Linked DNA regions of Homo sapiens: region 1 is linked to region 2. Evidence: read pairs that join two places in POLR2A ChIA-PET (ENCODE). Cell type or tissue: B cell. All regions are shown on one strand. Each heading gives the region's core, and the rest is flanking DNA. Links, peaks and the distances in the headings are about the cores only.

The links. Peaks named below come from ENCODE experiments on the same cell type or tissue, not always from the same donor. Only the 100,000 strongest peaks of a DNase experiment are listed, where the experiment ranks them.
Region 1: POLR2A ChIA-PET joins it to region 2 with 5 read pairs; 9 of 35 experiments call an interaction of 5 or more read pairs at or near these places.

Annotation. Positions count from the first base shown.
Region 1 is chr3:42,485,442-42,500,067 of GRCh38, reverse strand. LOC124909372 (a long non-coding RNA gene) reads right to left here and starts at 9,602. Exons shown (of 2, transcript XR_007095894.1): 1 at 9,503-9,602; 2 at 8,759-9,005. It also overlaps a transcript of VIPR1 not described here. RefSeq lists an enhancer at 9,666-9,925. In B cell, for the core only: no CTCF peak of the experiment used is centred there; a DNase peak (open chromatin) is centred at 9,597; H3K27ac peaks cover 1,469 bases.
Region 2 is chr3:42,581,649-42,596,274 of GRCh38, reverse strand. It overlaps SS18L2 (SS18 like 2), which reads right to left and starts at 5,415. Exons shown (of 3, transcript NM_001370300.1): 1 at 5,309-5,415; 2 at 4,674-4,750; 3 at 1-1,853. The coding sequence starts at 5,377. The coding sequence ends at 1,766. It overlaps SEC22C (SEC22 homolog C, vesicle trafficking protein), which reads left to right and starts at 14,308. Exons shown (of 7, transcript NM_032970.4): 1 at 14,308-14,429. RefSeq lists enhancers at 13,893-14,022, 14,015-14,626 and a silencer at 14,223-14,552. In B cell, for the core only: no CTCF peak of the experiment used is centred there; a DNase peak (open chromatin) is centred at 5,544; H3K4me3 peaks cover 1,684 bases; H3K27ac peaks cover 1,955 bases.

The DNA of each region.
Region 1 (14,626 bases), core at 8,123-10,622, 100 kb after region 2:
CCTGGGGGATCCACCCTTCCTTACCTATCAAAGGGCACAAAACATATTCAGAAATGAAAAGAGCAGAAAGAAAATAGCAAAACCAAACAAAAACCTAAAAAATTCAACCAACATTAAATGTGACTGTGTTTCAACTAATTGCTCCCGAATGTCCTGTCCTGTGTTCTGAAGCACTGGGGGGAAGGGGGTCAACCGTGGGCCCACTCTTGGGGAGTCCTGTAGAATCTGCTGAGGAAGCCATCCTTTTGTGCACCCAGTTGATCTGGGAAGGCTTCTTGGAGGAAGAGGGATGTCAGAAGCAGAGGGGGGGCCGACGGACTACCTGAGGGAGTGGGAAGCCTGTGGTCCCAATCTCCCCACCCTGTCCAAAGCCTAAGCCCCTCTGGAGTCTGCCTTGCCTTCCCAGTCCAGGCTTGAGGAGGAGAGCCATAGTCGCCTCCTACTCTCTGTTCCCCCATGTCCTTCTTGCATGGATTCCTCCCTGGGGGGGTCTGTTCTGAAGTCTCCCCTCTGGGATCCCTAAAACCTGTCCCTAGTCTCTAGCACCATCTCATATCCCTTCTGGATGTCAGAATCACATGGGTGCCAAGGACACGGGAGGTGGCGGGAAAGAGAGAGAAGTGGAGTCACTTGCCATCCCCCGTGACAACAGGCATGGCACAAAGAGAATCTGCAGTTACTCATTCTGAGCCTGCCTGGCTTCCTGCCTGTCTCATCCATGCGCTGTGTGCCGCCCTCGCCTCCTCTCAGAATCGTGCACTCACTGCCTTCAAGGCTTCCAGCTCAGGGGCTCCATGGTGGTGAGGTTCTGTGGTGGAGTGGGAAGGGGGCTGGGGGGGCCACAGAGTGGCCTTGACCTGTACGCTGGAGGCCAGGCTAGGAGATGGTGAGGAAACCACCTGGCTGGGGGAGTCACTGCTCTAGGATTCCCCTGCCAGAGCCACCCACGTTGCTGTCTGGATGCAGGCAACATTTGCTTTCTCCGGGCTTCTGAGTTGAAGGGACCTACACTTTTGGTCTTTATCCATAGAGCGGGGCTGGTAGCTCTGGCAACATGGAGTGATCACCACCTCCCCAGGGTGCACCTTCTTTTGGGGCCAGTTCTTCCTGTGAGAAGATGCACCTTAACTCCAGGCTGTAATTTGGTGGAGGGCAGGAGAGGCCTGGGCAGGCATTTAAAGAAGAAATATTCCCTTCCTCCCTTCCATAACAGCATGCAGTGAATATCATTCATTCATCCTTCACGTCTCAACACCCGCACTCATCTGGGGATTGGGGACGTGACTGTGTCTTAGACATGGGCTGTCCTCTGCAGGGAAGCCTAGCACTGCTTGGGTGTGGGATTGTGGGGGATCTTCTGTTGGTGCTACACCTGCATCTAGGAAGAAAACCAAGTTCACGGGAGAGCAGGTGATGGAGAAAGAATCATCCTGACATAACAGATTTGGAAATGAAGCTCAAGGACAAGTTCTGAAATGGCTATTCCTGGTCCTGGAGGCTGGGGCTTAGAGCTCTGTTGCGGGGAAGGGTGGTGCTAACTATAGGTGTGTCAGTTCAGGTCCTCTAGTGAGCAAATGCTAAGGTGGAGTTAGGAGTGTGAATGTTTATTGGATGGCAGGGGGACCTGTGAGAGACAAAAGAGGAGAAAGTAGGATTGGGCAGAGAGAAACTCAGACTGCATTGCAGATCTGAAAAAGTCTTTGCCAATTTGATAACGAGTTCCAGGGCAAAGGCTGGAATAGAAGCCTTAGTAACCCTACTGTGCTTTGTCAATGTCTGGGGCTGTCTGGGAAGAGCATTGACAGGCCCAGTCATAGACCTATTGACAAGAGCCTGAAGGCAATGTGGCTAGAGGCTCCAACTCATTGCCCTCCTCACAGTTGAGTGGCAAGCTCTTTCTAGAGGTGGATCCAAGTGATGCCCCTTTGCAGCTGCCACAGAGGGGAAACTGAGGCATGGAGAATGAAGTATGTGAGAGAGCTCCTGCTCCAGGGGATAGAGGAAGAGGGGACCTAGGTCCTACCCTTGGAGCTCCTGCTCTGGGCAGAGAGGAAAAACCTGAGAACTCCTTCCCTCAAAACCCCAGGACTCAGTTTTGTCCAGGGGGTCAGCAGTCTGTCACCAGACAGCTTAGCAAGGGGGTTGTATTATTCTGTTTGCACACTGATGATAAAGAGATACCTGAGACTGGGAAGTTTATAAAGAAAAAGAGGTTTAGTGGACTCATAGTTCCATGTGGCTGGAGAGGCCTCACAATCATGGCAGAAGGCGAAAGGCAGAAGGCAGGCAAAAAGGGGTTGTGCAGAGGAACTCCCATTTATAAAACCATCAGATCTCATGAGAGTTATTCACTACCACAAGAACGGTATCGGGGAAACCGCCCCCATGATTCAATTATCTCCCACCAGGTCCCTCCCACAACACATGGGAATTATGAGAGCTACAATTCAAGATGACATTTGGGTGGCGACACAGCCAAACCGTATCAGGGGTCATGGTGTTGGGAGTGTGGGAGACTCTAAAGGGGAGGACTGCTCCACCCTGTTTTCAAAAGCAGCCACAGCTTCTGGTCAAATGCTTGCTGCAGTGTGCGTGTGTGTGTGCGTGTGTGTGTGTGCATGTATGTCCGCGTGTAAGAGCATGTGAGTGTGTGCCCTTGTGTGTGGGCATGAGTTCATACAGACACATCTACTTCCAGCCAGGGGTCTGAGAGCAGGGCTTGGCCAGCGTGTGCAGGGAGGAAGTAGAGTTAGGGACAAGGTTCAAGGTAGGAAGGGCAGAGAGGGGCTGAGTTTCAGAGGGTGCCCATAACCACAGACAGCACTGCATCCTCTCTCAGAGCTCATTTCTGAGGCAGTGAATTCCTGAGGGGGGTGAGGCCACTTAGCCCAGGGAGAACTCAGACTAACTCCACAGGGGATCTCAAAGTTCTCACGCTAACCTCCCTCTTCCCAGTCCTGCGTTCCTGTGTGTAGCTGACCTTCGGCAGAGATTCTGGAAAAGGGAGATACTGTAGGCAGGACAAAACACAACATGGAGTTTAACATAATTGATGCCACCAGAGATTAGTGTGTGTGTTAAAAATGTGAGGGTATCCACTGGGGAAAAAAGAAAGTATGTAACTCCCAAATAACCAGAAAAAAGAAAAATGAAACTAAGAAAACTCCATGTATCCAATAAAAGATTGTTTGTTTGGGAGGATTAAAAATAAAGATTGTTTGTTTGGGAAGATTAAAAATAAAGATTGCTCGTATGAGAGGATTAAAAATAAAATATATGATAAATAGAAGCATCAAATCATGTATTAGAAATAATTACAAAAATGAATCATCATAGTCAATGGGAATGGGTGAGAATTTAAGATAGAAAACAAAAGGCACAAAGAGGATAATTCATATTGTTAGACCACTCAGTCTTTCAAGAAGATATAAAAATGCCAAACGTCTATGCCTCTAATGCTATAGCCTCAAGTTATGTAGAAAAGGGAGGGACTGTCAAATCTACAGTCCTAGTGGAAGAGTTTAACACCCTTCTCTCAGAAATTCTTTTCAGTTCTCAGAATAAGGAGAGCCACATCTCCCTCTATGTGTATATGTAACTAAAAATATGGTGTCCAGCAACCAAAGCAAGTTGCAGAATGATATGTATGATACAATGTTACTTTTATAGAGTTAACAATACTATCTGCAAACAATACTATGTAACTTTTATGGATACTAATTATGCAGTAAAAGTGTAAATCATGTCCAGGAATGATAAACACAAAGACATGTTATTAGTTACCTCTGCAAAGAGAGGGAGGGGAATGGAATAAGGGAGATGTATTAGCTTTTTTTTTGAGACGGAGTCTTGCCCCAGGCTGGAGTACAGTGGCACAATCTTGGCTCACTGCAACCTCCGCCTCCCGGGTTCAAGCCATTCTCCTGCTTCAGCCTCCCGAGTAGCTGGGATTACAGGCACACGCCACCACGCCTGGCTAATTTTTGTATTTTTAGTAGAGACGGGATTTCGCCATGTTGGCCAGGCTGGTCTCGAACTCCTACCACAAATGTGGCTGCTTGAAACAGCACTCATTATTATCTCACATTTTCTAGAGTCAGAAGTCCATATAAAGGTTAGCTGGGTCTTCTGCTTGAAATCAAAGTGTCAGCCAGGACTGTGTTTTCATATGAAGCTCAGGGTCTTCTTCCAAGTTCAGTCAGGTTGTTCAGTTTTCATTGTTATTCCAAGTTCTTTCAGGTGGTTCAATTTTTTGCAGCTATAAGATTCCCTACTTTTTTGCTGGCCATTGACTTGGGTGTCATTCTCAGCTGCTAGAGGTTGACCTCAGGTTCTAGCCATGTGACTCTCTCTGTAGGCAGTTCACAACATAGAGGTTTGCTTTTTTTGACAGGCCAGCAAGAGAGTATCTGCTGCAGCTTTGAAGCTGTCTGACTTATGTCTCTGAACTCTAGAACCTCCTTTTAAAGGGCTCACCTGATTAAGTCAGGCCCACCCACACTCACAGGGAGGGGATTATACAGGGTGTGCACACCAGGAGGCAGGAATCTTGGGTGCCATCTTAGAATTCTGCCAACCACAGGAGGGATACACAGGGGATTCTCAACTGCACTGAATATTTTATTTCTTTAAAAAATGTCTACAGCAGGCCAGGCACAGTGGCTCATGCCTGTAATCCCAGCACTTTGGGAGGCCAAGGAGGGCAGATCACAAGGTCAGGAGATGGAAACCATCCTGGCTAACATGGTGAAACCCCGTCTCTACTAAAAATAAAAAAATTTAGCCGGGAGTGGTGGTGGGCGCCTATAGTCCCAGCTACTTGGGAGGCTGAGGCAGGAGAATCGCTTGAACCCGGGAGGCAGAGGTTGCAGTGAGCCGAGATCATGCCACTGCACTCCAGCCTGGGTGACAGAGTGAGACTCTGTCTCAAAAAAATAAAAAATATGTTAAAAAACTACAGCAAATATGACATTATATTAAGGTCTAATAAAACTGGGTGACGGATATTTGGGTTTGATTTTCTTATTCTTTTCTCCTGTATGTTTGGAAATATTTCACGCATAGACAATTAATAAATTTTAAAACACCAGAAATCACCCTTTTAAGTAATTATTATGGTAAGGAAGTAAAAATTGGAATTATACATTATTTAGAAGTGAATAACAATGAATATTAAAATAAGAGATATGAACATTCTAGTAACTGGAGGAAAATTTGTAGCCTTAATTGCACTGATAATAAACAAGAAAGATAAAATTAGTGAAATAAGTTAACAGCTAAATATACTAGAAAAAAATAATAAATTAAATCCAAAGAAAGAAGGAATTAGTAACTATAAAAACAGAAAACAATGAAATCAAAATAAAATATCAAAGTGATTAATAAAGTAAACTTTCCTCTTGAGCAGACCAGTAAATAGACAAAGGTTTAGCAAGGCTGATCACAAGTGAAAGTGGAAATATACAAGAGAAAGGACATAGTTCCAAGAATAGAGTATATTTGAAAGCTATGAGGGAATACTATCTTAATGCCAATATATTTGAACATCTAGGTGAAATGGGTGCTTTTCTAGAGAAATATAAACCATTAAATTTACCCCTAAAAAATACCAAGCTCAGATAGTTTTATAAGAGAGTTACATAAACCTTTAAGGCACAGATAACTCCTATGTAATCAAACTGTTTGAAAGCAGTGAAGAAGATGAAATGTTTTCCAACATATTCTACGAGGTATCATAATGCTGATATTAAAACAAAGCAAATATATGGTAAGTAAAAAAAAACTGCATTTCCATTTTATAATTTCATGGATATCAATAAATATATAAATCTATGAATTAATTTAATACATATTTAACGTCTAATGTTTAATTCATGTTCATACATAAACATAGAAGCAAAAATTAAACAGCAGCGTCAATAAAGTACAAAGTTGTCTAGTTCCTGAGCTAAGACAAGGGAGACAAACCACGGCTGCCCCACTGGGGAAGGTTTGAGGCAGGTCTGTTGTCAGCTGCTGTGCCTTAGGCAGGATGCTGCTGGCTGCTGCCTGGTGAGGTGAGGGGACCTGGGCCCAGGACGGGTGTGGGCAGAGGCAGCCTCACCTGCCAGGTGGGAGTTGAGACTGGAGGAGAGGACCCTGGCTGGTCACAGAGTGGCTGCCCTTGATAAACCAGATGTTTCCAGAAAGGGATGGGCCCAGAGTCTGGGCTCCCATTGGCTGAGAAGGTAGAGCACAGCCCAGGTCTGTGCCTCTCTGACGAGGACCTCAGGACCCTGAAGAAACGCCCAGAGAAACCCAGGTACAGCCATATCCTGATCCTTGCAGAGCAGGGGTGGGAGTATCTATTTAACTTTCTTTTGACCCATCAGCCAGACCTGGGTTCTGACCTGGGGCCTTTGCAACAGCCACTGTGTCATTCCCCTGACTGAAGGATGGGTTCTAGGACTGGGGCCAAGCTTGTGGCTTGAAGACCAGGCAGAGAGAGCAAGAGATCTGAGTTAGGTTGGGGAAGCCCAGCTCTAATCCCTCCTCTGTCCCCCACTGCAGCCACAGGTATCCAGCATAAAGGCCTCTAGGGACCCTAGGCCCAACTGTGCCCACAGGCAAGCAGCCATGCTCACTAAATGCTTCTTCTTATCATCTTTATTACTTTGATGATTACCAGAGTGCCAGCCCCATGCTCGGCCGTGGGAGTGTGTGTCTACTCTCCCTGGGGAGACAAGGCTATTTTAGGGTCCCAAGGCCCTCTCGAGAGTGGCTGCCCTCTCCCTGATGGCTGCCCACAGTGGCAAGGTAGGCTGGTGCCCTGCCACTGGACAGGGACCGTGGCCTGCAATCTGGGGTCTGCAGCAGATAGCCTCGGGTCTCACTGGAGCCAGAAGCCACCCGTCTCCCTCCTAGCCTTTCCTTTATTTGGATGGAATCTCAGTCCATTGACTCAGGTTCAGGAAATATGGCTTGTCTTTATTTTCTAGAATTCAAGTTAATTTTGGCTTTATACTCTCATTACACCGGATTGGCAAAAAATAGAACTTCAGCCTTTCTTGGGTTCCTGCGTGGTTTGTTCTGGGAAAATGTTAGAGATCTCCTTCCTTCTCGCCCTCCATTGGTTGCTGGTTCTGCCAAGACCCACAGTAGCCCAGCCTGCATGGTCCTGGCAAGTTCAGGGTCTGGGGCTTTGGGGACTGAGGGTTTGGTGGGGCTGGGGCCTGGTGTCCAGGGCGCAGCCTCCTGTGTACCCTGCAGTCCCCTTCCTGAGGTGGGAGGTGGGGAGCAGGTAGTGAGTCTAGTGCTGCTCAAGGGAGACAGTTTGGAGGAATCCCAGGGAAGTCCTTCCCTTCTCCTCCTGGGTCCCCAGGCTTGGCACTTGAAAACAAATGCCTGGACAGGAAGTGTCTTAGGGTCACTTCTGCTTTTCTTCCAGCCTCCACCCTCCTCTGCAGTGAGGGGAATCATTTCCGGGAGAAGAACAACAAAGACCATCTCATGCTGTCAATGCCAGGTTGGGTCCCTAACGCTTTCCCCAGGTCCTCACCTCCATTCCCTTCCAAGCTGGGCCAGGACAACCTCAGGCTGTGGTGGTGCTTCCTCTGTGGAGGGAGGAGAGGCCCCAGGAGCACTCTCTTTTCTCCTTTTGAGGAAACTTGGTGAAGGCAGCACTCAGCAAGGAGAGCAGGCCTGGGAAGCTGGGGGTGGTGGTGACCAGGGGAACCAAACTGGAGCTGCCTGGCAACCTAGCTGCAGAGAAAAACCAGCTGGGTAGGACCACCTGCGCAGGGCTGGGAAGGAGGCCAGGAAGATGTTTGCTGAAGATAGAGAGGCAGGAGGAAGAGAAAAGAGGAAGGAGAGATAGGGGAGGAGGGATGAGGAAGGAAGGAAGGATGAGGAGGGTGGGCAGAGGATGGAAAGTTGGGAGAGAAGAAAAAAATGAGAGGGGAGGAGGGAGTTGGGAGGGAAGAGGAAGCCAAATGCTGGAGCCAGGGGAGGAAGGGGAAGTCTTTTCTTGCAAGCGCATCCCTGACTGCTTTCTCTCACCCTTTGCTTGCAGTCTCAGGTCATCTTTAACTTATCCCTCACCTGCTCACCTGTTCACCTGTTCACCACAATTGCTTCCTCAGAATCTCTGGAACCCCATTCTCCAATCTCAGTATCCGGATTGAGTAGTATTATTGTTTGTTAAGAAGAGCTTCAGGCCAGGTGCGGTGGCTCACACCTATAATCCTAGCACTTTGGGAAGTCAATGTCAGTGGATCACTTGAGGTCAGGAGTTCGAGACCAGCCTGGCCAACATGGCGAAAGCCCAGCTCTACTAAAAATACTAAAATTAGCCAGGTGTAGTGGTGCACGCCTGTAGCCCCAGCTACTTGGGAGGCTGAAGCAGGAGAATCACTTGAACCCAGGAGGTAGAGGTTTCAGTGAGCTGAGATCACCCCACTACACTCCAGCCTGGGTGACACAGTGAGACTCCATGTCAAACAAACAAAAAACAAACAAACAAACAAAAAATAAAGAAAGAAAGCTTCAAAATACATGAAGTGAATAAAGTATTATAATGATCTTCCATGCACCCATCACTTAATTTATTTCCTCTGTCCCTCTACCTCAACCATGATCATTTTGAATCCAATTACAGATCTACCATTTTATCTGTAAATATTTGAGTGTGTACATCTAAAGGATAAGGACTCTAAAAAATAACCACAATACCATTATACACAACACAATTTTCACACTAAGAAATACCAAAATTCCTTAATAGCATTCAATATCCAATCATTATTTAATTTTCATTCCTTGCCTTGTAAGTGCTTTGATTGATAATTTATTTATTTTTACCAGTTGTTTGCTTAAATACAGAGATTCACACATTCAAATTTCATACAGAGACTCCCCTCAATCTCTCTGCCTGTGCTTCTCTTTTCCTTGCAGGCTCTCTTTTGAAGAAACTGGGTTGTGGGTTCTGCGCACGGGCATCCTCCTGTCAAAGTTTGCTGCTTGTGCCCCTGTGGTGTTATTTAACACATTTCTCTCAGACTGACTATTGTGGAACACATTTTAAAACATCAGCGAGATCCTGTGGCTCCTTAGTTCCGAGCGCTTACCAGGCCCTGAGTGATGCCTCCATCACAATCCTTCACCTCTCTTCTGGTCTTCTGCTCTCCCTGAAGGCATACCAGCCTCCCTGCTATTTTAAAAATTTATTCCTAGACCCCTGCTGCTTTTCAGTCTGTACTGGCAGCTCCCTCTACTTGGAATGCTCTTCCCCGGTATTCCCATGGCTCCCCACCTCTCTTCTCAATGCCAGTCCCCCTCCTTAATACTGCAAACTGCTCCCTTCCCCCCAACTCCTAAACCTCTTTACTCTCTACTCTTCTTCATAACACTTATCACCTTCCAAGGTATTGTGTCTCTAGGGTACCTGGAGGCAGTTCTTACATCTGCCCTTTCTCTACCCACCCATTCCTCCCCTCTGGCTCCCAACCCAGTGGGTACTGCTTACTTGGTAAGGGACTTCCAGGCCAGGTGCCAAGGAAGGGGAGGAACTGGCCAGACCAGCTCATGCCTCTGTTTGCACAGGTCTGGGTAAAAATAGCCTCAGCTATGCACGCCTCTCTCGCCTCCTCTTTATTCTAGATCCTGCCCAGGCCTGAGTCACTTGCCAGCTGTGCTTGCCCCTAGGCCTATTCTTGCCTGAGATGGGATAAGGCCCAGAGGAATAAGGATAGGGACCCTGACAGCATTAGCAGCTCTGCTGCAGCTCGTGTGAACCTTGACGCCTGCTGCCACTCTGGGAAGCCACCCTGAATTGACCGCTGGCTTCTTTTGCTTTGTGGTGACCCTAACTTTCAGATTATTTAACCCCTTCTTTGGGGGTAGGCCTGTCTGTCCTCTGTCTTGCATGGGGAGGAATTGGGGTGGGGAAGGAGCAAGGAGGAAGCTGAACTCCTGCCCTGGGAGCTCCCAGGCTAAGTAGGGAGACCAGAGTCTCTTGTAGGAATGAGGTAGGGTGTGAGTGGAGACTGCAGGCAGAGCTTAGCCTCTCTGGGTGGTGCAGATCAGAGGAAGGGCTTCGCGGGAACTGTGCTCTGAAGAAATGGAGGGTCGGAGGAGAGGTCTTGGACTGGTGGTGGAAGAATGAGTGTGTGTGTGTAACCTATGGTGGGAGAGTGGAGAGAAGGTAGAAAGCAGAAGGCTTGCTGGAGCTAAGACCACATTTGAGGGTAACTGGCCACCAGCGGAGGGCCATACTGCGGAGTAAGAAAGTACAGAACTGTGCGTAACAAAGAAATGTCTTACTCCTGGTCTGGAGGAGTGCCAATGCATGGGGAAGCCTGGGGATGAGGAGCCCTTAGTCTGAGGCCAGACTAGGGCTGGGTCTTACCCTACCGTCCACACGGTGGGGCTGGATGTTCTGCCATAGCCAAGCTGCTCTAGCCTGGCACATGCCAGCCACTCAGCTGAGGGAGTCACTTCCTTATCCTCCTGGTGTCAGTGTGAAGACGCACCACACAGAGTTCATCCATCATCCAGTGCCCTTCTGATTGGGGGGAAGCCACAGCTCCTTTACTCTTGACCCACGTAGTTCAGTGATTGGGTAGGGCTTATACTCCGCTCTGGCTCCAGTAGTGAGCACCTGCCCCAGGCCTGGCCAATGGGAGTCTTGCCAATGGTCACATGCCCCAACCTGGGCCAATGAGCATCAGCCCTGGGGCTTTTGCTGGAACTGTGGGAAAGAAGCTGCTTTTCCACTAGTAAGCTGGGAAAATGCAAGCTTGCTGCTGCTGTGGCATATTTACCTGCTTGAGATTTGAGCAAACACAAGGAAATCAGATCCAAGCGATAGAGATAGACAGATTTCTGATGACATTGTTTGAGTTCCTGAATCCAGTTGCACCGGAAGCCCTGTGAACTTTTCTGTTTCTGTTATATAAATCTCTTCTTTGCTTAGGCCAGTATACGTTGGCTTCATGTTAAGTGAAACAGAAAGAGTTTTAATACTGCAAGTTCCAACTCCAACTCCCCAGTCCTCAAGTTGTTCAGGGACAGCAGAATGGAAGAGGCCATCTTGGGAAGGAATGGGAATGTACGTGTGGTTCGTTTTAGCCCAGGACAGAAAGAAGCACTTCTTTTGAATCTTTGTGTTGGCCTCCGCTCCTGGGCAGTCTCTCCTGGACCTGGTGCCCTTTCTTTTTCCTTAGAGAGATGTTCTGCTCTGTCTCCATAGAGTGAGTAGAGCCAGTGTGGTTCCTCCAGACCTCCCCCTCAGTCCTGCCAGGATGTGCTGCTCCTTCACAGTAAGGGCTTCCTGCATCCCCTTCCACCCAACCCCACCTGCTTTCCATCTGGAAGAAACACTCAGTGTCTGTGTGCGAAAGGAAGACAGTCTTTACAATCTTGATGACAGTGTTGATCTCAATTTATTTCTTTATTCTGGGGATTCATTTCCATGTGAAATCAGTCAGGACAGCACATGTCGAGAGGAAGTTTTAGATGCTGAATTTGTGAGGATATAGCTTCAGCTACGTGGGCTAGAGATGGGAAGAACAGCGGCTTAAATAAGACAGGGATTTATTTTTTTGCATAGAGAAGCCAGAGTTGGTGTGGAGGCTCTTGCTGTGACATGAAAGGCCCAGAGTTCTTCGGTCTTTCTACTCCACTATCCTTTGGATGTTGTCTGTATCAGTTATTGTACTGGTTTGCTCTGGCTGCCGTAGCCAAGTACCATAAGTTTGGGGGATTAAACAACAGAAACTTATTTTCTTGTAGTTCTGGAGGCCAGAAAGCCCAAGGATAGGGTGTTAGTAGGGTTGGTTTCTAAGGACTAGGAGAATCCCATGCCTCTCATCCAGCTTCTGGTAGTTGCTGGCAATCTTTGGCACTCCTTGGCTCGAAGAAGCATCATCCCAATCTCTGCTTTCATTTTCACGTTGGCATTCTCCCTGTGTGTCTCCAAATTTCCCCTTTTTATAAGGACATCAGTCATACTGGTCTAGGGCCCACTCTAATAAGTTTATTTTAACTGGATTACCTCTGTAAAGACATTTACTTCAAATAATGCTACATTTTGAGGTACTAGGGGTTAGGACTTCAACATGTAAATTTTTGACAGGAGAGCCACAATTCAACCCATAGCAGTTATTTAGTATTATATAAGAAATTGACCTAAAACTTAGTGGCTTTAATAAATTATTTATTATGTCTTATGGTTTCTGTCGATCAGGAATTTGTAAGAAACTTGGTTGGACAGGTTTGGCTTGAGACCTGTCATGAGTTTGCAGTCAGATGTCAGCTAGGGCTGTAGTCATCTAAAGGTTTATTTGGGGTACTATCTATTCCCAACCATTTTCTCTCTCACGTGGCTATTGGAAGGAGGCCTTGGTTCCTCCTCCATGTAGACCTTTCCACAGGGCTACTTGAGTGTCCTTATGTCATGGCGGCTGGTTCTCCTGAGTGACAGACCCCAGGGACTGAAATGGAAGATAGAGTGCCTTTTATGACTATCTGTGAGAGTCATACACTGTCACTTCTGCCGTATTCTATTGATCACAGAGGCCATTCTTGGTTGAATGTGGGAGGAGGCTACACAAGGGAGTGAATATCAGGAGGTAAAGACCTTTGTCCACATGGCCACTGCTGCTTCTGCTTTCCAGGCAGTGAAGAGAGGCAAAGGGGAAGAAGATGGCATGCCCCTTCCTAGCAACTGAGTGATTTGGAAGTTGCACAGTCACCTCTTCTCACATCCCATTGGCCAAAACTTAATCACATGGCCACCCATGGCTAAAATACACAGCTGAGCAATATAGCCTTTATAAGAGGCAGTCATGTGTCCAGCTTAAAAACTCTATTACTATATCTCAGTTTGGGTCTCCCTAGAAGCAGAACCTGGAGCAAAGTACTTGGGTCCAGGTAGTTTATTTGGGAGGTGACCCTAGCAGGCTGCAGGAAGGGAGCAGGGAGTGTGCCATCAAGCTCTCTGCTTCAGAAGATGGGGGCCCAACTCAGCGAGAACCTCAGAAGCCTCCCAGAGTGAGTGGGAAGCTGGGCCATTTATCTGTGGGTCCCACTCTGGGGAATTAACTCCCCTGCACTTCCTGGCTGCATCTCCCACTCATCCCCCAGCTGACTCTGTGACTTTTAAAAATAGCCCTGAGACAGGCAAAAGGAGAGACCTATGACTGTTGAGGTGGGATGTTGAGGGCTGGTATAGAGCTGGCCCCTGCAGCTGCAGCTGTTATCAGAGGAGGGGCCCCAAATATCTGCTACACTCTGGAAGAAGCAGAGGTCAGACAGGAACCAACCTAGCATCTCTCATATAGTTTGCCAGTTTTGCCTGCCCTGCTCCCTACTCAAAGTTTCTGAGGACAGGGGTCCAGGTTGTGCAGCTTAAAGACCTCCTGTCAGCCACTGACTCCCCAGGGCAGGTGCTGTGGACTCACTTCAGTTCGTGCCTGGGAGTTCACTTCTCGGCTCTGCCATACCAGCCTTCAGTGACAGCCCAACATGGTCCATCTCCAGGAAAGTCCTGGAATGTGGACTCTATCACTCCCGGACCCCCTACTGGGAAATTGAGGGCTGCCCTGTCAGTCCTTGGCCACCACCCAAAATCCCAATTCAAGGGGCTAAGTCTAGTGCCTGTCAGGCTCTTGTTTCTATTCCACCCTGCCAGGAACCCTCACCTGCTAAGCTCCTTGCTGGGCACAGTGGAAAAGTTCAGAATCCATAAGTACAAGTTAAAACAATAAGTAGAAAGAAGATAAGATGGAGTAAAGTCCTTTTCTGGGCAGTCTGGCTGCCAGCCCCTGCCCTAGAACATTGGTTTCTAAGATTTTCTGGCCCATCTCTGCAAGGATTGAATGAGGACCCCTCCCAACTGGAGGCCATCACTTCCCTCTTTCATGGGGGTCTGTCCACAGCAGGGGTTTGAACCTTTTTACTGCCATGGACCTTCTTTTGAAGCCTATGGACCCTCATTAGGACAATGTTTTAGTTATTTATTTTTTTCAATAGTTTTGGGGAATAGGTGGTTTTTTGTTACATGGATAAGTTTTTTAGTGGTAATTTCTGAGATTTTGGTGCATCTGTCTCCTGAACAGGTGTCTTTTTCATGTAATGACTTTTTTTTTCCTTTGGGTAGATACCCAGTAGTGGAATTGCTGGATCAAATGGGAGTTCTACTTTTAGTTCTTTAAGGAATCTTCTTACTGTTTTCCATAGTAGTTGTAGTAGTTTACATTCCCTCCAACAGGGTAAAAGTGTTCCCTTTTCACCACATCCACTCCAACATCTATTTTTTTTTTTATTTTTTAATTACAGTTATTCTTGAAGGAGTAAGGTGGTATCGTATTGTGATTTTGATTTGCATTTCCCTGATAATTAGTGATGTTGAGCATTTTTTCCATATGTTTGTTGGCCATTTGTATATCTTCTTTTGAGAGTTGTCTATACATGTCCTTTGCCCATTTTTTGTTGGGATTATTTGTTTATTTCTTGCTGATTTGTTTTGGTTCTTTGTAGATTCTGGATATTAGTCCCTTGTTGGATGCATAGTTTGTGAATATTTTCTCCCACTCTGTGGGTTGTCTGTTTACACAGCTGATTATTTCTTTTGTTGTGCAGAAGCTTT
Region 2 (14,626 bases), core at 4,267-6,766:
TGAGGCAGGTGGATCACCTGAGGTCGTGAGTACGAGACCAGCCTGACCAACATGGAGAAACCCCGTCTCTACTAAAAATACCAAAATTAGCCAGGCATGGTGCCACATGCCTGTAATCCCAGCTACTTGGGAGGCTGAGGCAGGAGAATCACTTGAACCCAGGAGGTAGAGGTTGCAGTGAGCCAAAATTGCACCACTGCACTCCGACAGAGCGAGATTCCGTCTCAAAAAAAAACAAAAACAAAAACAAAACAAAACAAAACCAAAAAAAAGAAGAAAAAGAAAAAAGAAAGAGCCAGAGCCCTCAGCACATTAGTGCTAACATAGATTAACATGTGCCCAGTTCTCAACCACGTTATCTCAGTCTCACAACCTCAGGAGGCAGATGCTATTTTCATTATCCTCACTTTAGAGGTGAGGAAACAGAGCTTTCAGAGGTTAAGGGATAGAGCTGGGATTCAAAATGAGTTATCTCTTCACTATTTACATGTATTTTACAGTTGCCCTAGGTTGCAACCCTTGACTCCAAAAAAAGGAGCAGGGACCTGGGCTTCTAATTTTGGATATACTTACAAGAATCCCTTTGCCTCATCTTTCAGATAAATCTCCAAGAGTGAAAGTTTTTTATAGAATACAGCTAATAAAGTCAGAAAGAATGATAAATTAGAAAATCCTCATTATGTAATCCCTAATGAATTACCACATCAAAGCTGGGTGGATCATAATTTAAGTGAAAGGCTGGTTGGGAACTTAAAAGTCAGGTCACTCCTTATGTGATGCAAAAGCAAGTACTTATCACCTTCTAATATATTCCTGCTAAAAATATTAGAACATGAGTCTGCATGAGCCTCTAGATCTACTAGTTTACAGGAAAAGTGGATGATAGTGGCACATAATTAACAACACTACAGAGATACAACTGTATGTAGAACACGAGAGAATTCTAGGGTAAACACCTAGTTATTTCAACAAATAAAGAAAAAAAGGAACTATTAAGTATTCTTTAAGTGACTTAAAGGAACATCAACAAAATACAACATGTGAATCTTATTTGGATTCTGGTTCAGACAAATCAACAAAAAGACTATCTGATAACTGAAGAAAATTAAACATCATCTATTATCAGATGATATTAGATAATAATTAGAAATCACTATTCATTTTGTTGGCAATGATAATAGTATTGTTTTTATATACTTTATGGTTAAGTCCTCACAGTTATTCTTGAAAACCAAATGGAATACTTATTACATGAAAACTTCTATACCTCCACATCAGTATTTTATAGAAAAATAAGCTTTATTTCAAAGCAATCTGAAAACAGCAGTCAGGGGGACCACATTTACAAACTGATAGGAAGGAGCACACAGTTACATGTCCATTTAGCAAGGTATCAAGTCAGGAATCTCACCAATTCCTGCCCAACACCTACTGAGTTTCCTCTTCAGGTTGAAACTAAAAAGTAGACTTGAACATCCCAGTGATGTCTTTGTTATCCAAACATGCTCCAAGTTCAGGAAAGAGGACACCTGGGCTCAACTTATTGAGGGATTTGCTTAATTATTTAAAAAATATTTACATGAGAATACAGCTAAGTTAGTAGCTTTCTTCACATTTTCACGTTTCGAAAGAGCCACAGAGGTTTCATTCATGTTTTAACCAGTTGAGTTGGTAAAGACCCTGTCTCCATTTTGTAAGAGATGGATTACATTCAATTACTCCTCACGACAGCCAAATGGAAGATTATTCTATTGCTTTTGAAAGATTATTCCATTGCTTTTGAAGTGCTGGTTGGACTGGCATCTGCAATGGTAGCCAAATAAATGAGATTTCTATGTAACACATGCTGGTACCTATGGGCAAAAAAACAGGCAAAAATCAGAGGCTTGTTTTTACCGACCATGAACAAAAAACTGGAAAATAATTTACCCACTCTAGTGGAATGGCTCATCCACTGACTGGATGATTCAGTGTTATCAACCTTCTTGTTTAACATATTTAAGGAAAATATAGTCAGATTCTCACCCATTCTTACTGATTACTTTCATAGCTACTATCATTTCTTGCTTGAACTATTGCAGTAGACACCTAGTCTCCCAGATCTATCTTTGCGCACCTACTTTATTCTCCACATAACAGCCTGAGAGATTACTGTACAATTTAAATCAAAATCATGTTATATGTCTATTCAAAACCTTCCAAAGGCTCCCATCTCATTCAGGTAAAGGTGAGCTGTTCTTGTGTCCTAATAAGGCCCTACATGATGGGGGCCTCCAGTCCCCCTCTGATCTCACCTCTTATGGCTATACCTTTGTTCACTGAATACTGGCCACAGTGGCCTCCTTCTGTGACTTGAAGATATCCGGCACACTCCTACTAGGGGGCTTTTCCACCTGATGCTTTCTCTGTCTTACTTATCTCACTATGCCTTACTACTGCATAGCTGGCTCCCTTACCCCAGGTCTCTACTCAAATATCACCTTATCAGACATACCATGTATAAAATAGCACTCCTCCCCCCACTTACTCTGCTTTATTCTTATTCAAAGCACTTATTATTATGTGCCTAATTATACATTTCCTTATAGATTCTAGAGTCTAGAATGTCAGCTCTGTGAGTGCAGAGCTGGTATCTGTTTTACTATGGATTTCCCAGAGTCTGAAACAGTGCCTGGTACCAGGAGTACAATTGTCCCTTGGTATCCACAGAGGATTGGTTCCAGGACACCTCCCTCCTCCCCTTAGATATCAAAATCTGAGGATGCTCGAGCTCAAGTCCCTTATAAAAAATGGCATAGTATTTGTATATAACCTACACACAGCCTTCCATATCATATACTTTAATTTATTTATTTATTGAGACGGAGTCTTGCTCTGTCACCCAGGCTAGAGTGCAGTGGCGTGATCTTGGCTCACTGCAACCTCCACCTCCTGGGTTCAAGCAATTCTCCTGCCTCGGCCTCCCAAGTAGCTGGGATTACAGGCACACACCACGCCTGGCTAATTTTTGTATTTTTAGTTTTTAGTAGAGATGGGGTTTTGCCATGTTGGCCAGGCTGGTATTGAACTCCTGACCTCAGATGATCTGCCCGCCTCAGCCTCCCACTGTAATGCCACAGTACTGGGATTACAGGGATGAGCCACCACACCTGGCTCACAGTTTAAATAATCTCTAGATTACTTATAATAACTAATACAACTTAAATGCCATATAAATAGTTGTTATACTGTATTTTTTTTATTGTTGTGTTGCTATTTTTCATTGTTTTGTGCTCCCCAATATTTTTGAAATGCAATGCAGAACCCATGGATACAGAGGACCAACTGTACTTATAAAATATCTGTTCAACAACTTCAAGAAGGGACAAAACATTTTCATGATCAACATAAGTTTACGGTGGGGGGGGTAGAGTTCTTCACCCAAAAAAATAAATCAGACAAGGGCTCAGAAAGCATGGCCTGTGCAATTGAAAAACCCCACTAGGAGATTTTGATAACTTTCTTACCCTTGGGTTGAGAATTACTGTACCAAATGGAATGTTTTGCAACCATTTTTCATATAGAAAAAGGAGAAGGTATTTACCATAAACTTTTAAAAATCAAATTACCAAATGCCAGAGTCAGATGTAAAGATTTACCCAAAAACTGATATCTCTACTATTCTATTAAGGTATTCAGTGAGGGACTGTAGGTAATTTTTCTAGGGGGTAGGGATTGTGAAACATTTCTTCAGTAACAATGAAATAATATATTTTTCTATAAGAAATGGGCATAAGGTCGGCCGTGGTGGCTCATGCCTGTAATTCCAACACTTTGGGAGGTCGAGGTGGGTGGATCATCTGAGGTCAGGAGTTTGAGACCAGTCTGGCCAACATGGTGAAACCCTGTCTCTACTACAAATATAAAAATTAGCAGGGCGTGGTGGCACACGCCTGTAGTCCCAGCTACTCAGAGGCTGAGGCACGAGAATTGCTTGAACCTCAGAGGTGGAGGTTGCAGTGAGCCGAGATTGCACCACTGCACTCCAGCCTGGGTGACAGAGGGAGACTGTCTCAAAAAGAAAAAAAAAAAGAAAAGAAAAAAATGGGCGTAATACCTGGACTAGATTCGGAAAAGAGACTCAGACTCTATTTTCTCTCATTTTGGTATCTACTTAGGGAGTGCATTAAATTATTATGCACAATTTACCTTTGACTTAACTTGTAAATCCTTTGTTTGTCTTTGTGTGTGTGTCACTAACAGACTGACGGGAAGTTAGAAATGAGAGGAAGCTTAGCAGTCAAATGGCCTGACCCCTTCACTTAACAGAGAAAGGATGAGGCAGGGATCCAAGATGAGAAAGGGGCCATGGCTCTAATCTCCTGAGCTTAGTTTTCTGTGTGCTCTCACCCCCATCCCTGTTGTCATCAGCCGGCATAGCTTTGAGTGAAGGAGGCTTTGCAGTGAGAATAATTCACATTTTGAAGAAAGAGCCACGTCTGACTCCAGGCTCCGCAGTGTACTCGTTGTATGGTCTTGGGCAGGTTGGCAAACTCTTTGAGCCTCTCTTTCCTCAGTTCAAAGAGGGGCTTAACTGCGATCAATCACCCAAGACTCTTAGTTCGAGAAAGCACCGCATCACACAGGCTTCCCCTCTACCCACAGGTCAGGGGCGCGGGGGTGGGGGTACTTACTGCACGCACTCGTTCCCGCGGCCCTTGTTCTGATACTCCACAATACAGCGGATCAGCTGGTCATTCTCCTCAAGGAGCTGAAAGATCAGAGAAAGAAAGGGTCAGTGCAGGCCGGGCGCAGTGGCTCACGCCTGTAACCCCGGCCCTTTGGGAGGCCGATCTAGGCGGATCACGAGGTCAGGAGTTCGAGACTAGCCTGGCCAACATGGGGAAACCCCATACTAAAAATACAAAAATTAGCCGGGAGTGGCGTCGCGCTCCTGTAATCCCAGCTACTCAGGAGGCTGAGGCAGGAGACTCGCTTGAAGCCAGGAAGCGGTGGTTTCAGTGAGCCAAGATGCACCACTGCACTCCAGCCTGGGCGACAGAGCGGGACTCCGTCTCAAAAAAAAAAAAAAAAGGAGAGAAAGGGTTAGTGCAGTGTGACGTCTGGACGGCGGGGGACCGAACCCCATGCCGGGGTCCTGCCCCGGCGCCTGTGCTGATTTCGTGCCCATCTCACCCCGCACCCCGGCTGCTCAGCACCCTTCACAGTCAGCTGGGAGGCCGCTCACTACAGGATGCTTCTCGCACCCCGCAGCCCCTCGGGATCCCGACTTCTCTCCGCCCGCCCGCCCGCCCGCGTGGATGCTCACCCGCTGGATAGTCTCTTGATTGACTTCCGCCTTGCCCCTCAGCCAGTCCGGTACGAAGGCCACCGACATCCCGAGGAACCTCCGGAACCACGACCGCCAAGCAACTCGACCCACGATAGGTGGGGCCTACGCTCTCGAAGTTGATTGGATGCTCCCGCCTACAGGGCGGGGTACAGAAGGGACGTCATTTGTGACTGGACGCGCAAGAGCTATACTCAGCGCTTTCCTCGGTCCCAGCCCCCAGAACGCCGGGGGCGTTTTCGTATCCTTTGCGCTTGCGCAGTCTGGAGAGCGAAACTTGTGGGTTGGGGCTGGGTCTACTGCTGACCTACCTGGCGTCAGCACCTCCAGTGTTAGGCTGTGCATGCTTTTTTTTTTTTTGAGATGGAGTCTCGCTCTGTCGCCCAGGCTGGAGTGCAGTGGCGCATCTCAGCTCACTGCAAGCTCCGCCTCCTGGGACTACAGGCGCCCGCCACCACGCCCGTCTAATTTTTTGTATTAGTAGAGACGGGGTTTCACCATATTAGCCAGGATGGTCTCGGTCTCCTGACCTCGTGATCCGCCCGCCTCGGCCTCCCAAAGTGCTGGGTGTGCATACTCAATCTATCTGCAGGAGCGGTTTGCTCGGCTTCACCCAGCGTGTCTGGCACCCAGATACATGGCTTCAGATCCATTGTCCTCTCTACATCACTCTGTGCCTCCAGGTCTGCATCTGGAGCATGAACATTGGCTATGGCATTGTCTCCTGCCAGGCCAAATCTGCAGGCCAGGAAAACTCTGGTATTAGCTTTACTCTTTGCTGAACGAGAAATTCGCGTTTTTCCACATAGCCTGGACTTATTTGGGGCAGGAATAATGCTTATTAGGTTGGCAACCCTAAAAAGCACTGGTATTTTCTCCATTTTACAGATGACGAAACAGGTTAAGTAACTTGCCCAAGGTTCCTTAGCAAAGCCAGTCTCTGAATACGGGCAGCCTGGCTTTAGAACTCTCACCCTTAACAACCCGGGACTGCCCAGGCACCATACCGCAAAGGTGTTGTGCCGCAAGATGCAAGGAGGAAGCTGGACATACCTTCTTGGGCCACATGGTTACTCCTGGTGACCACTGCAACTGAATTGGTTGTAGTCTTCTAGACCAGTGGTCCCCAGCCTTTTTGGCACCAGGAATTGGTTTCGTGGAAGACAATTTTTCTTGTCTTCCACGGAGGTGGGGGTGGTTTTGGTATGAAACTCTTTTACCTCACATCAGCAGGCATTAGATTCTCATTAGGAGCGCGCAACCTAGATCTCTTGCAAGTCCAGTTCACAATAGGGTTCACGCTCCTGTGAGAATCTAATGCTCCCGCTGATCCTAATGCCCCCGCTGATCTGAGGGGGCAGAATGCTCGGCGGTAATGCTTATCCGCCCTCTGCTCACCTCCTGCTATGCGGTACCGGTCCCCTGTTCTAGCCATCCGTGGTGGATGTGGTAACAAGATTCGTTTTCCCTGGAGTGAGCAGCGGCCACTTCATTTAGGAGGGAGATCTTGGGAACCTACACTCCTAAAAAGGGGAGGTCCCTAGAGCTTTATTCCCCTGAGTGGTGGCCCTGATCCTGAGCAAGCTCATCTGCTTTACTGGGCTTTCTCTCCACAATCCCTTTATTCAAACCTGTGAAAAGGCAGCTTTCATCCCATTTCTTTTTTCTTTTTTTTTTGAGACAGAGTCTCGCTCTGTCACCCAGGCTGGAGTGCAGTGGTGTGATCTCGGCTCACTGCAACCTCTGCCTCCCGGGTTCAAGCGATTCTCCTGCCTCAGCCTGCTGAGTAGCTGGAATTACAGGTGCCTGCCACCACACCCGGCTAATTTTTTTTTTTGTATCTTTAGTAGACATGGGGTTTCACCATATTGGTCAGGCTAGTCTTGAACTCCTGACCTCGTGATCCGCCCGCTTCGGCCTCCAAAAGTGCTGGGATTACAGGTGTGAGCTACTGTGCCCGGCCTGCTTTCATCCCATTTCACAGAGAGGTAAACCCGGTGAGAGAAGTGAGGTAACACCTGAGCTGGGGCGGACTCAGGGCTTCCTGGTTACCAAGCCTGCACTGTTAACTCCACATCAGGCTTCCTCCTCAGGAAAATTCCCCAAAGCTTTCAGAGACACAGAGTGGGCAGAAAAGGAAACATCAGGAGCAGGATACAGGTCTTCCGTAGTTCCACTCAGCCCTATTCCTGTTTAGACAAGTGAGGAATGACAATAACATGAGATGGTCCAGACAACAATCCTCCCACCTGTGAAAGCTTCCCTGGGATTATGGGCATGAACCACCATGCCCGGCCTATACTTTTGTTCATAAAGTTTAAGTGACTTGCTTACCAATCTTATGCAAAATTTCATGTAATTTATATAATACTATATAACATAATGCTACATATGGTATGTATATATACACACAAAGATCTGTCCTGGGTATTAAGTATCTTACCTGTAGGCTTTATGTTTATGGCTCTGAAATGGAGGGAACTGGGACATACATGTTTTGAGGAATAAAGTGAAGGGGTTTTTTTGTTGTTGTTGTTTTTTGATACAAAGTCTTATTCTGTTGCCCAAGCTGGAGTGCATTGGTGCAATCTCAGCTCACTGTAACCTCCACCTCCCAGGTTCAAGCAATTCTCCTGCCTCAGCCTCCCGAGTAGTCTGGGACTACAGGCATAAGCCACCATGCCCAGCTAATTTTTTTGTATTTTTAGTAGAGATGGGGTTTCTCTATGTTGGCCAGGCTGGTCTTGAACTCCTGACCTCATGATCTGTCTGCCTCGGCCTCCCAAAGTGCTGGGATTACAGGCGTGAGCCACCGTGCCTGGCCCCGGTTTTTGTTGTTGTTGTTGTTATTGTTGTTTTTGTTTTTGTTTTTTTGAGACAGTTTCACTCTTGTTGCCCAGGCTGGAGTGCAATGGTGCAATCTCGGCTCACTGCAACCTCCACCTCCGGGGTTCCAGCAATTCTCCTGCCTCAGCCTCCCAAGTGGCCAGGATTACAGGCATGCACCACCACGCCCAGCTAATTTTGTGTTTTTGGTAGAGATGGGGGTTTTTACCATGTTGGTCAGGCTGGTCTTGAACTCCTGACCTCAGGTGAACCACCCACCTCAGCCTCCCAAAATGCTAAGATTACAGGTGTGAGCCACAGAGCCTGGCCTAAAGCGAAGGTTTTGAGTGAGGTTTATATAAGGATTTGATTTTTTTTTTTTTTGAGACGGAGTCTCGCTCTGTCGCCCAGGCTGGAGTGCTGTGGCACGATCTCGGCTCACTGCAAGCTCCGCCTCCCAGGTTCATGCCATTCTCCTGCCTCAGCTTCCCCAGTAGCTGGGACTACAGGCGCTCGCCATCACGCCCGGCTAATTTTTTGTATTTTTTTTTTTTCAGTAGAGACGGGGTTCCACTGTGTTAGCCAGGATGGTCTCGATTTCCTGACCTCGTGATCCGCCTGCCTCGGCCTCCCAAAGTGCTGGGATTACAGGCGTGAGCCACCGCACCTGGACTGATTGGTTTTTTAACATCATTAAAGTTTCTATCAGGTAAAAAAAAATGAGATGGTGTTAGGGTGAGGCAGGTGTTATAGGGGACCAACCTGTTCCAGCATACAGGGAAAGACCTCCAGAAGAAAAGGTTTATAAAGGCAGTATAAAGGCAAAGTGGAGGTTAAGCAGGACACAGGTGTCCAGATTCTGTACTCTCCTAGGAGTAATGGGAGCCATGGATGGTTTTAGGCAGAAGAATGATGAAGCCTGAGATGCATTTAGAGTTTTATTGGCTGTAACATGGTGAAAGTTAGGGAAGACGCCCAGATGAGAAACAAAAAGAACAGTGACAAGGCTGCTACAAGCATGCAGGCCAGAGATAGTGGGAGCAATGAGAAAAGAAGTGTGTGCATTTGAAAGACATTAGAAGTAGATTTGGCAGGCCTTAGTGATCAAGTGGGGAGGGAAAGAAAAGGGAAATTAGGGATGCCTTCTGGGGTTCTGGGTTAAGCAACTGAGAAACTGGTGATGCCCCTTATGTAGGCAGGGAACAGTGGGGGAGATGCTGGAATGGAAATGAAGGTGATATATTCAGTTGTGGAAATGTACAGTGTGAGGTGATGTCAAACGATGTTGAGGCTTGTGGCTATTTGGGGCTGAAACTCAGGGACAAAGGCTAGGTTGGAGATACAGCTTTGAGAAACATCACTTGTAGAAACTGACTGGAACTATGTAGTGGATAAGACTGCCTAAGGAGAATGTGATAGTTTCTCTTATGGCAGAGGAAAAGAAGCTGCAATGGAGACTGAGGGGAGAAAGAGACTAGAGATATAGGAAGAGGAAAACCAGGAGAGTGGGGGTTATGGCTTTTTTTTTTTTTTTAAACAGTGACTGAAAAGGACATACAGGACAGCAATGACAAATGCTGTTGAAAGGTCAAGGAAGGGGTGGGTGCAGTGGCTCACACCTGTAATGCCAGCACTTTGGGAGGCCGAGGTAGGCAGATCACTTGAGGTCAGGAGTTTGAGACCAGCCTGGCTAACATGTTGAAACCCTGTCTCTACTAAAAATACAAAAATTAGCCAGGCATGGTGGCACAGGCCTGTAGTCCCAGCTACTTGGGAGGCTGAGGCTGGAGGATCACTTGAATCCGGCAGGCAGAGGTTGCAGTAAGCCTCAGTGCCATTGCACTCCAGCCTGGGTGACAGAGCGAGACTCTGTCTCAACAACAACAACAAAAGAACAAGGAAGAATAAAGACTAGGTCTTTGAGGAGGGCATTTTCAGTGATATGGTGAAACAGGTATCAGAACTGCAGGGGACTGAGAAATAATGAAAGGTGAAGGTGAAGCAATGGAGTGTTCACATATAGACCACTTTTTCCATGAGGTTTGGTTGTAAAGGGGAGAGGGGAAAGAAGGTGGTAGCTGGAAGGAGAGGAGTTGTCTGGAGCTAAGGGACATCACTTTGATGGTTGCTCTTTCTTCAGTAACGGAGGTTCCTGGGAGAGCAAGCGGGGGAGGGGGGGTTGAAGAGTGGGAGATCTGGGGAGCATGCAGGATATTTGGAAGTTGATTTTGGGGGAGAGCTGGAGAGAGAGCTGCCTTGGCAAATAGGAGCGCTGAAAGGTGTTGAGGACCTAGTTGAAGTTGACAATGTATGTAGCACTGATCTGTGTGGTTGTGAGATTTTGTCCAGCAGCACTTAGAGCCAAGAAGCAGATTCAGAGAAGACAGAAGGTTGGATTCTTCCAGGATTGTAGTGCTGCCAGATGGGTGTTACTATCCTTCTAGTTATGCCAGAAAGATAACTGTGCAAGGAATATAAGTATATTGGGAAGAATGTGATGGAGGTGATAAACCCTGAACTCTCAGCTGATGGGGAAGGAAATGAAGACTCGATGGAGCTTATAAATAAAACAAAGTAGAGGGACAAATGAACTGGAAGTTTCTGCAGGCTAGAGAAACCATGAAAGGAATTCAGAGAATAGCAGAAGGACAGATGAAAGATCAGGTGTCTGCATTTATAACTTCAGAGGTGGAGCTCTTCTGTGGTCCAGGGTGTTACCCTAGGAGTGGAGGACTGAAGAGGACTGGAAGAGAAAGACTCTGGAGTTGACTGTGAACCTGGAGCCAAAGTGAACAATGATTGGAGATGAGAGCTAGGACTTTAGGTACTACATCTCACCCCTGTTGTCCAATCTACCATGGTGCCTGAACCACACCAGTTGCACCAGTCAGAGAGTGTAAGGTCCTGTTCTAAAGCACTCGCACCACAAGTTTTGAGAGCCCAATTCCCCATATTTGTTTGTTTGTTTTGTTTTGTTTTGTTTGTTTTTTGAGATGGAGTTTCGCTCTTGTAGGTCAGGCTGGAGTGCAATGGTGCGATCTCGGCTTACTGCAGCCTCCTCCTCCCAGGTTCAAGTGATTCTCCTGCCTCAGCCTCCCAAGTAGCTGGGATCACAGATGTCCACCATCACGCCCGGCTAATTTTTGTAATTTTTCAATAGAGACGGGGTTTTGCCATGTTGGACAGGCTGGTCCCTGACCTCGTGATCCACCCACCTTGGCCTCCCAAAGTGCTGGGATTATAGGTGTGAGCCACCACACCTGGCCCCAATTCCCCATATTTGAAGAGCACTTATGCTACAGGGTTTTCAATTGCCTTTACCAACCCTGAATCTCCTGGTTTTTCTCCTTCTTTGTGCCTGTTATGACCTACCCTCATTATCAGAGACTCATTGTGGGAGGGGACTACACAAGGGTATAAATCCCAGGAGGTGGTGAACCCTGGAGGCTATCTTAGACTGTATCACAATTCTCTTCAGTTTTCATTTTGTAATTTTTCTCTGGCTATGTAAGCCCCACTTCGATTTCCGCCCATATGATGCTGACTTTCAAAAGTCTATGTCCCGGCTAGGCGTGGTGGCTCACGCCTGTAATCCCAGCACTTAGGGAGGCCAAGGCGGGCAGATCACTTGAGGCCAGGATTTCGAGACCAAACTGGCCAATATGGTGAAACCCCCATCTCTACTAAAAATACAAAAATTAGCTGGGCGTGTTGGCAGATGCTTGTAATCCCAGCTACTTGGGAGGCTGAGGCAGAAGAATCACTTGAGCCTGGGAGGCGCAGGTTGCAGTGGGCCGAGATTGTGCCACTAAACTCCAACCTAGGCCACAGAGTGAGACTCAGCCTCAAAAAAAGTCTGTGTTCAGCCCAGACCTCTACATTGACCTGCAACCTGTATATGCACCTGCTGTGTTGACATCTGTATTAGTCAAGGTTCTCCAGAGAGAGAGAACCAATGTGATATCTATATATCTACAATATAGATCTATATCTATAGATATATGGGAGGGGATTTATTAGGGGAACTGGCTCACATAGTTATGGAGGCTGAGAAGTCCCACAATAGACCATCTACAAGCTGGAGAACCAGGGAGGCTGGTAGACTGCTTCAGTTCAAGACTACCCTGTCTTAGACTTGGCCTCAGAACCAGGGAAGCTGAATGGTGTATCTCCCAGTCCAAGGCCCAAGCCGGGAGAACCTGGGGAACCACTGGTACAAGTCTTGGAGTCCAAAGGCTCAATACTTGCTAAATGAATAAATGGACGGACTCTACTACCTAATCTCCTAGAGTTAGGAGATTAGGGGAACGGGGAATTCTGATGCCAAGGGCAGAAGAGGGGTGTCCCAACTCCAGAGTAGAGAATTTGCCTTTCCTCTGCCTTTTTGTTCTATTATGTGGTGCCTGCGCATATTAGATGAGGACAGATCTTCCTTACTCAGTCCATTGACTTAAATGCCAATATCTTCTGGGAACACCCTCATAGACATACCCAGAAGTAATGTTCCCCCAGCTACCTGAGTATCCCTTAACCTAGTCAGGTTGACATCTAAAACTAATCATCGCAAAATCCTAACCAAGTCTCAAAGGTGCCTCAAATTCAACTTGTCTAAGATGGAGCTCAAGATCAATCTTATCTCCTCTTCCAGTGTTCTCCATATCTGTGAATCCCTGCACCATCCATCCATTTATCCAAGGCTGAACAGTGGCATCATCCTTGAAGCTGCTTCATCGCCCCTTCACATCCAACTCATCACCAAGTCCTATTGATTTTGCTCCTACATTTCTCTGCAGCCTTCTTAGATCTCTTTTTCTTCACTCTCACCCTAGTCCACACTCCAGCTCCATTCTCTCTTGCCCAGATGACTGCACTGGCTCCCAGGCCAGTCCCACCATAGCTCTGTTGAGACTTCTCCATTTTGATCTGCACTTTAGCAGCCAAAGTGAGTTTTATAAAATGCAATTTTGACCAGTGTTCTATGGTCCTAAACTTTCCACTATGGTCCATAAAATCCTACATGGTCCTGCCCCTTCTATTCGCTCTAGTGGATCTCACTCCACTCCTTTATTCTCTAAACTCTGAGTTTCTTTTCTTTTTGTGGTAAAATGTACATAACCATTTTTAAGTGTGCAGATCTGTGGCATTTGGTACATTCACATTGTTGTGTGATCATCACTACTATCCATTTCCAGAACTGTTTCATCTTCTCCAGCTGAAATTCTGTACCTATTAAGCACTAACTTTCCATTTCCCCCTTTCTGGGTTTCTTTTCATCCCTCAAAGGAGCTCTGCTGCCTTCCACAGAGTTCTTATATACATGCTAATCTCTCCATCTGAAACACACTTCCTCTCCCCTTTGCCTAGTTAGCCTCCTGTGATTCCCAACACCAGCCTAGAAGCTTCTGTAAATTCTCCCAAAACCCCTGCTCCTCCCTGAAGAGCAGTTTGTATTTATACAGGTGTTTGATTGTTTGAAGGGTGCTCTCACCCTGCCTCCTCTCTTAACATAGTTTTTCGTGTCAGGAATTCCTCGCTTTGTCCACAACCCCTGGCACATAGCAGGTGCTCAATACTTGCTAAATGAATAAATGGACGGACTCTGCTACCTACCTAATCTCCTTCCAGCCAGTCATCCATCTGTGGGTGCCTCGGTCCCCAGCTTGGGGTGTGTCCCCCTGGGTCGGACTTTGGCGCCCCATCCAGGCTGGCAGTAGGTTGTGCTCTTTGGTTTGCCTATCTCGGGCCTCCCGCCCAGCCGCGCGGACCGCAGAACATACGCCCCGGGCGTTATCACTCTGTCACGCGGAGCCTCCCCGCCTCCAGACGTCAGTCCGGTTGCTACCCCGGCAGGAATCGAGCTTAGATCACGAAGGCTCCTTCTCACCTCCGGACGTGAGAATTACAGGCTTGGATCTCAAACCGCCGCGGTGAGAGCCGGGAGGTGGGAAGAAAGTTGGGAGGCGCGCGCCCCCGTCACACTCCCTCTCCGTTTGGGTCGCAGCCCTTTAAGAACCACTACGTTCGCGCCTTCGCCGGGACGGGGGCTGTGGAGGCGCGCCGGGATTGGTCGGTTTGGGTGCGGGTGTCGCTTAGCAGCAGCGAATGCGGGGTAGGGGGGAGGTGGGGTGGCTCAAGACTCGCGCACGCGCACCACGGCCTACCTGCGCCTGGGCTGCCGGTGACCTGGGCCGAGCCCTCCCGGTCGGCTAAGATTGCTGAGGAGGCGGCGGGTAGCTGGCAGGCGCCGACTTCCGAAGGCCGCCGTCCGGGCGAGGTGAGGGCTGGCGGGCGGAGGCGGGTGCCGCGGCCCGTTAGCCAAGAGCAGGCGGGTTAGGGTGTGGCGCAGGGCGGGCCCAGAGGTGGAGGCGGCCCAGGGCCCACCCGGCCCTCAGTCCCGGCCTTGACCATGGGGCTCCCCACGGGGCTTCACTGGGCTTCTTGGAGTCCTCTGTCCCCTTTCTCCCGTCAGCC